Regions from separate parts of the Mus musculus genome. Here region 2 is linked to region 1. Evidence: chromatin loops called from intact Hi-C (ENCODE). Cell type or tissue: heart. All regions are shown on one strand. Links, peaks and the distances in the headings refer to the core of each region. The heading gives the core; the rest is flanking DNA. Region 1 overlaps Slc25a30 (solute carrier family 25, member 30). Region 2 has its middle 16 kb from the start of Gm4285.

What was found. A loop is a pair of places that touch in the nucleus more often than their neighbours do. Peaks named below come from ENCODE experiments on the same cell type or tissue, not always from the same donor. Only the 100,000 strongest peaks of a DNase experiment are listed, where the experiment ranks them.
Region 2: a loop joins it to region 1, with 6 times the contacts of the local background. A loop is called at or near these places in 9 of 42 quality-filtered maps.

The regions. Positions count from the first base shown.
Region 1 is chr14:75,767,157-75,770,065 of GRCm38, forward strand. It overlaps Slc25a30 (solute carrier family 25, member 30), which reads right to left. Exons shown (of 10, transcript NM_026232.3): 6 at 2,410-2,505; 7 at 1,660-1,784. Among named protein-coding and RNA genes, the nearest start is that of Cog3, 14 kb to the left of the region's middle. In heart, for the core only: a CTCF peak has its summit at 1,035 (motif pointing left); no DNase peak of the experiment used is centred there; H3K27ac peaks cover 326 bases.
Region 2 is chr14:75,827,643-75,830,551 of GRCm38, forward strand. No RefSeq gene overlaps it. Among named protein-coding and RNA genes, the nearest start is that of Gm4285, 16 kb to the right of the region's middle. In heart, for the core only: no CTCF peak of the experiment used is centred there; DNase peaks (open chromatin) are centred at 749, 1,399 and 1,979; H3K4me3 peaks cover 1,123 bases; H3K27ac peaks cover 1,120 bases; H3K27me3 peaks cover 579 bases.

The DNA of each region.
Region 1 (2,909 bases), core at 90-2,589:
AAGCTACACAAACTGCACCAAGAATGAGGTCCTTGGGGCTGGAAGTAGCTCAGTAGTTAAAAGCACTAGTTCTTACACAGGACCTGGGTTTAGAACCCAGCACACTCCAGTTCCAGTGGTTCTGATGCCCTGTTCTCTGCACGTACCAGGCATGTACACAGTGAATATACATACATATATACATACATATATGCATACTCTCACACAGGTAAAACACTCATACATGTAAAAAAAAATAGGCCTAAGAATAAATAAAACATAAGACCGCCTCACTGCACACCCATCCATGGTCTTGGGTTCTACAGAGCAGTGGTTCTCCACCTTCCTAATGCTGCGGCTCTTTAATACAGTTCCTCATGTTGTGAAGACCCCCAACCATAACATTACTTTCATTGCAACCTCATAACTGCAATTTTGCTTCTGTTATGAATCAGAGTGTAAATACCTATATTTTCTGATGGTCTTAGGCAACCCCAGGTCGTTCAACCCTCAGGTTGCAAAACACTGTCCTAGACTTTCAGTCTCACTAGACTACCATAGGCTACACTGAGTACCGTTGCTAAACTGAGTTATAGTTAGCCTATATTTGCCTGTGAACATAAATAACCGTAACGTAATTCCTATGACTTGCTGAGTTATATAAAACATAAAATGGAATGGTTACGCTTTCACTCCCGTGAGAGCTGGGAAGTCCTACGCTGAACCTCAGGGAGATGCTATGTCTGCCGCCGTTCCCATGTCTCTGGCCATAAACACTCCTGCACACTGTGGGTGCTGCTCTCTACCATTCTCATCATGAGCGAGCGCTCCTGCTCCTGAACTTTCCTTCTGTTCACACTCAACTCCACTGAGTTTAACTTTGCTGCGGGTTTTATTTTATCAGCACCAATCAGCTCAGAGGTTTTCCCAGCGCGGCATTCCTCACACACTGAATTGGTCACTCTTTGTTTGGGAAGTTGTTCTATTCGCACAAAGGTTTACTTGTGCTTGCGGCATACAGAGTTGTGAATAGCGCTCCCCCTAGTGGTGAGAATCAGCACACTTGCCACACTAGGCTAAGTGTCCCTGTCCAGACCAAGTCACACAGATTAAATGATCTATGATATGTTCATACAAATGTGATAAGCTGCAATTACTAAAACAAACAAAAAAAACAACAACAACAGCAAAAATTAAGGACGGGCAAGGTGTCTGAGCACTTAAGAGGGTGTATTGTTCTTACAGAATACAAGTTAGATTTCCTAAAGGCTCACAAGTGCCTGGAGCTCTGGCTCTGGGCTCTAACACCCCTCTGACCTCTGCAGGCACATACACAAACAGTAATCAAAAATGACTAAGGTGTAAGAGCTGAAGTGAAAATGTATTTGGGTTGTGTTGTCACTTTTTAAAAAGTAATACAATGCAAACATGACCTTATTTGTTTATAAAGTCCATGGTGCTTACAAACATACAGTTTGTACACATACAGGTATATAATTACCTGTGTAAAGGCAAAGACTTCACCTCATCCCATTCGACTTCTGAGTTATAATTTTTCAAATAAGAAAATACCACACTATTACAATACTTTCTCTAAAACTTCCATAAACTTATGTAAAATTTTCACCCTACCAAGCTCATGCATACCTAAAATATTAATTTTAAAATCCATAAACATACAGAAAATGCGTTGCGACAGTGTCTCCCATCAGGCCTGAGAGTATCAGGTGCTTCTTGGTGATGTCATAGACTGGAAGCTCCACGCCGACCACAATGGCTGCCCTCTGGGCTGTGAGGGACACACCCTGGGGAGAAACGTGAACAGCAAATGATTTCCGCATCCCTCCAGACAAGGCCGAGGTGTGGGCAGTTCTATCCCACCCGCTGCCAGTTCTGCCACTAGGGAGAAGCGTGGCACGACAGAGCAGAAAAGGGCAACCAAGCAAGAACTCTGAAAGCTCGGAGGGCAGTTCTGACTCTGGCCAGCCTGGGGCTAGGGCAAACCATGCCTGAAAGCCTCCAGCTTCTCTGTCACACTGAGGGATCATACCAGGGTCTAGGGAGGGTCTGTTCTGTGAACCAATGAGCCCTGAGTCATGGGGTTCCTAGGAAATAGCATTCTTCATGGGCACTTGCCTAAACACCGACTTCACCTAAGTCATGAAACTGAACAGGCCAATCACCCAAAGAGACAGGGACCCAGGGGACATTCTAAGAATTGAAACAACAGAAAGTAAAGATCAAATAAACGGTACTCAGCTATCACAAAACCCTGTGTATGTACTAACCAAAAGACACTTTAAAACCACAGCATATTCATGTTCTCATTTTATAGACAGAGAAACAAAGAAAGAAGGCATCTTCAAAGGCAGGAAGTGGCATTCTTCTTACGCCGCGAGGACACTTGGATTAGACTGCAGCGAGGCTCACCTTCCACAGTCCTCTAGTCCCCTCCTGCTGGTAAATGCTCATGAAGCTGTCTATCATGCCTCCTTGAACAGCGCTGTTCTGTGCTTGCATTCGGATCTACAGATCATAAAGAACGACGTGAGAAGGAAACTGGCCCATTCTCCACCCCCACCATCAGAGACTCTTAAGAAAACCACCCACCTAGTGCTTAATGGTGTAACGGTGTTTGGGGAAAACTGGCAATAAGTCAGCCAGTGGTGGCACACATTGTTAATCCCAGCACTCAGGAGGCAGAGACAGGTGGATCTCTACAAGTCTGAAACTAGGAGGTCTATTGATTGAGTGAGTTTCAAGACAGCCAAGGCTACACACATACACACACACACACACACACACACACACACACACCCTGTCTCAAAAGAAAACCCTTTTTTCCTACTCAGTAACTCATAGAGAAACAGGCTACACCTGGTCTTCAAGTGATGGGATTAAGGATGCACACCACATGCCCTACTAGAGAA
Region 2 (2,909 bases), core at 211-2,710, 61 kb after region 1:
TAGCCAGCACAAGGCTTATTAGACCCATATCTGAAAGGAACAAACTGGGCAAAATTCTCCTCCTGGCAGTATCTAGGGAGAGGTGTGAGGGCAAGGGTCATTCAACTGAGTCCTAAAGAAAGTGTGCTCTTTTTGAAACTAAAGACAAAGGCATTTCTTTGTAATTTCCCAGGATAAAGTATAATCATAACTTGTGTGTATCACTGAATATCTGATCAGGACACCTCCCTAGTCCCAGGGAAGTCTTTGAAGGGGAAACATTGGCTCAAATATGACTGGAAAGCTCCGCTGGCATCATTTAATGCACAGAAGGGGAGGCCCTGGGTGCGAGCTAGAGATAGCCCTTTACACAAAAGGAAATATGGGGCTCTAATTTCACTTGACCTAGAAACCTGAGACTTACTGGCTGAGAGCTGTGGCAGAGCAGCTCAGACAGTTCCCTGCTGAGCTAGGAGAGAGGAGAGCTAGGAGAGTGGGTTGAGGAAGGCCAGTGAAGAACAGAACCGGGCAGAGTGGACAGTGTGGAGTGTCGGTGCAAACAGTGACCGATTAAAAGCAGCAACAGACATAGGAACACAAGGGGCATGTTCGGAAGGAAACCAAATGGAAGCCGCCATTCAGTCCGCCTTACCTCGGTGCACAAAACTGTTATATAATACCCAACTTCCGCTGTGCACATCTGTTTTCCAAAACTTTCCATCACTACTCCAGAGTCCCATCTGCCCTGGTGACATTTTCCCAGGGGAAAAGCAAATAGCTCCTGCCTCAGGGTGAGGCCAGGACAGAGCTGGACAAGCAGGCTTGACCACTCAGTCCGGAGTTCCTCCCCTCCGGCTCCCTGCCTGTCCAGCACGTCGCCAGGTCAGCCCCCTCACCCCCTTACGCATCAGCCTCTGCCCGGTTCTTCTTGACAACTTGCCTCTCCTCTCTACAGGAGCCCTCCTCCCAGGTCTCAGTGTGGTGGCACTTCTCACCAGCTAAGTCTCTGCTCAATGGCACCTCTTTGGAGAGACCTTGCATGACACACAGCATTAAATAGGACAAAAAAAAAAATCCAGTTTCTGTGATTGTGCTCCGCGGCCTCTCCGTAGAATGCATCCTTGCTTACTGTAGCATCCCTAACCCTTCAACCCCTTTGAACAATCCCTTTAAGAAGGTGTTAGCGTTGAGTAACTATGTGGAGCGTTCCAGTCGATATAACAATGCCATTCTTTATTATTACTCTAGATATTTTCCTTCTTTTAAGCCTTATCTTTTGGATAATATGGTAACGATGACCCCAAAGAAGAGTAGGAACCACCCCCACGTGCAGCAGTGGCGAGGAGTGGCGACAGCGGCTGGGCAGGCAGGGAGGCAGCGGAAGTACAGATAGCCCAGCTATGGCCCTGCGCCAACTCCTGTTGTTGCCAGTTCTCAAATCACAAGACTGGATGGTGTTCCGCTCCACAGGAACAGAGAGAACTCTTAAAACAGCCACACCTGCCTTTGATTCAGAGTAGACCAGTCTTAAATCCTCGCTGCCAACAGCCGGATACCCTTTCAGCCTTGAAGCAAACTTGGGCGGCAGACGGAACAGCATCATCTTTATCACCTACGCTCTGCTAGTGGCGGTGGGGCGGGGACACACGGAAAAGTCACAGAGATAAATAAGAGACTCAGAGTGGAACCAGAGGCATCTCTTCCTCACCCAGTCAGCTGAGTAGGACCTAGAAATTCCCGCCAGTGGGTCCCAGACCTCTTAATTTGCGGGAGCATCCTCAGAAGAGAGCCCAGAGACCGCCTGATTCCTGCGGGACTAGAACCTTTGGGGGTGCCTGCCAGAAATCCGTCTTTTTTTAAAAAAACCTCTCCAAATCCTTCTGCCTCTCTTCAAGTTCTGCTCTGATTTTCCATCCAGCATTTGGAAACCGATCAGATCCTTCCTACCTTCAGCTTTGAGGACCGCACTCGGTGATCTCGGCATCGCCATCTGCCGGACACACTGCGGAACTACAACTGCAGCGCTCTCTAATGCTTCACTCCAGCTATGCATTCCCACTGCTTCGGAATACAGAGAAAGAAAAGGTGTTTGCTATGGCGAGCTCAGCCAGTACTGCAGATCTGCTGCTGAGAGAGTGTTTAGCAATTGAATCTATTAATACACGAGCACATAAACAAATGAATTAAGAATTCGTGCTGGAGGGTAGCTTCGTGGCATGGCAGCTGCACAAGAGGCCCTTGGTTCAAACACCGGCGTTTTAGAAAATTGCCTTTAATTAGAACAATAATAAGCAAAACACTCGAAGAAGAAAAGCAAGCACACGATCGTTTATTCAAATGTTGAGATCACCCGTGGGTGGAGGGTACAGTTGCCTAGACTTCATTATTCATTTCCTCATTCGGTTTTTCAAAAAGTATGTTTGGGGTGAGCTGGCGAGATGACTCAGTGGTTAAGAGCGCCGACTGCTCTTCCAGAGGTCCCGAGCTCAAATCCCAGCAACCACATGATGGCTCACAACCATCCGTAACGAAATCTGATGCCCTTTTCTGGAGTATCTGAGGACAGCTACAGTGTACTTACATATAATAAATAAATCTTTAAAAAAAATGTTTGGGACCCAGCAGGGGTGGCAATGCCTTTAATCCCAACACTTGGGAGGCAGAGACAGGAGGATTTCTGAGTTCGAGGCCAGTCTGGTATACATAATGAGTTCCAGGACAGCTGGGGCCATACCTATTCAAACCACCACATCAGGCTAGCTTCAAACTCACAGAGATCCCACTACTTCTGTCTCCTGAGTGCTGGGATTACAGGCAGCCATCATGCCTTCTTAGCTTTTACCTGCATTCTGGGGATCTGAACTTTTGCTCAGTGTATGTGATCCATCCACTGCGGCTTCAACTTCCCAACCCCCTCAATGATATTATCC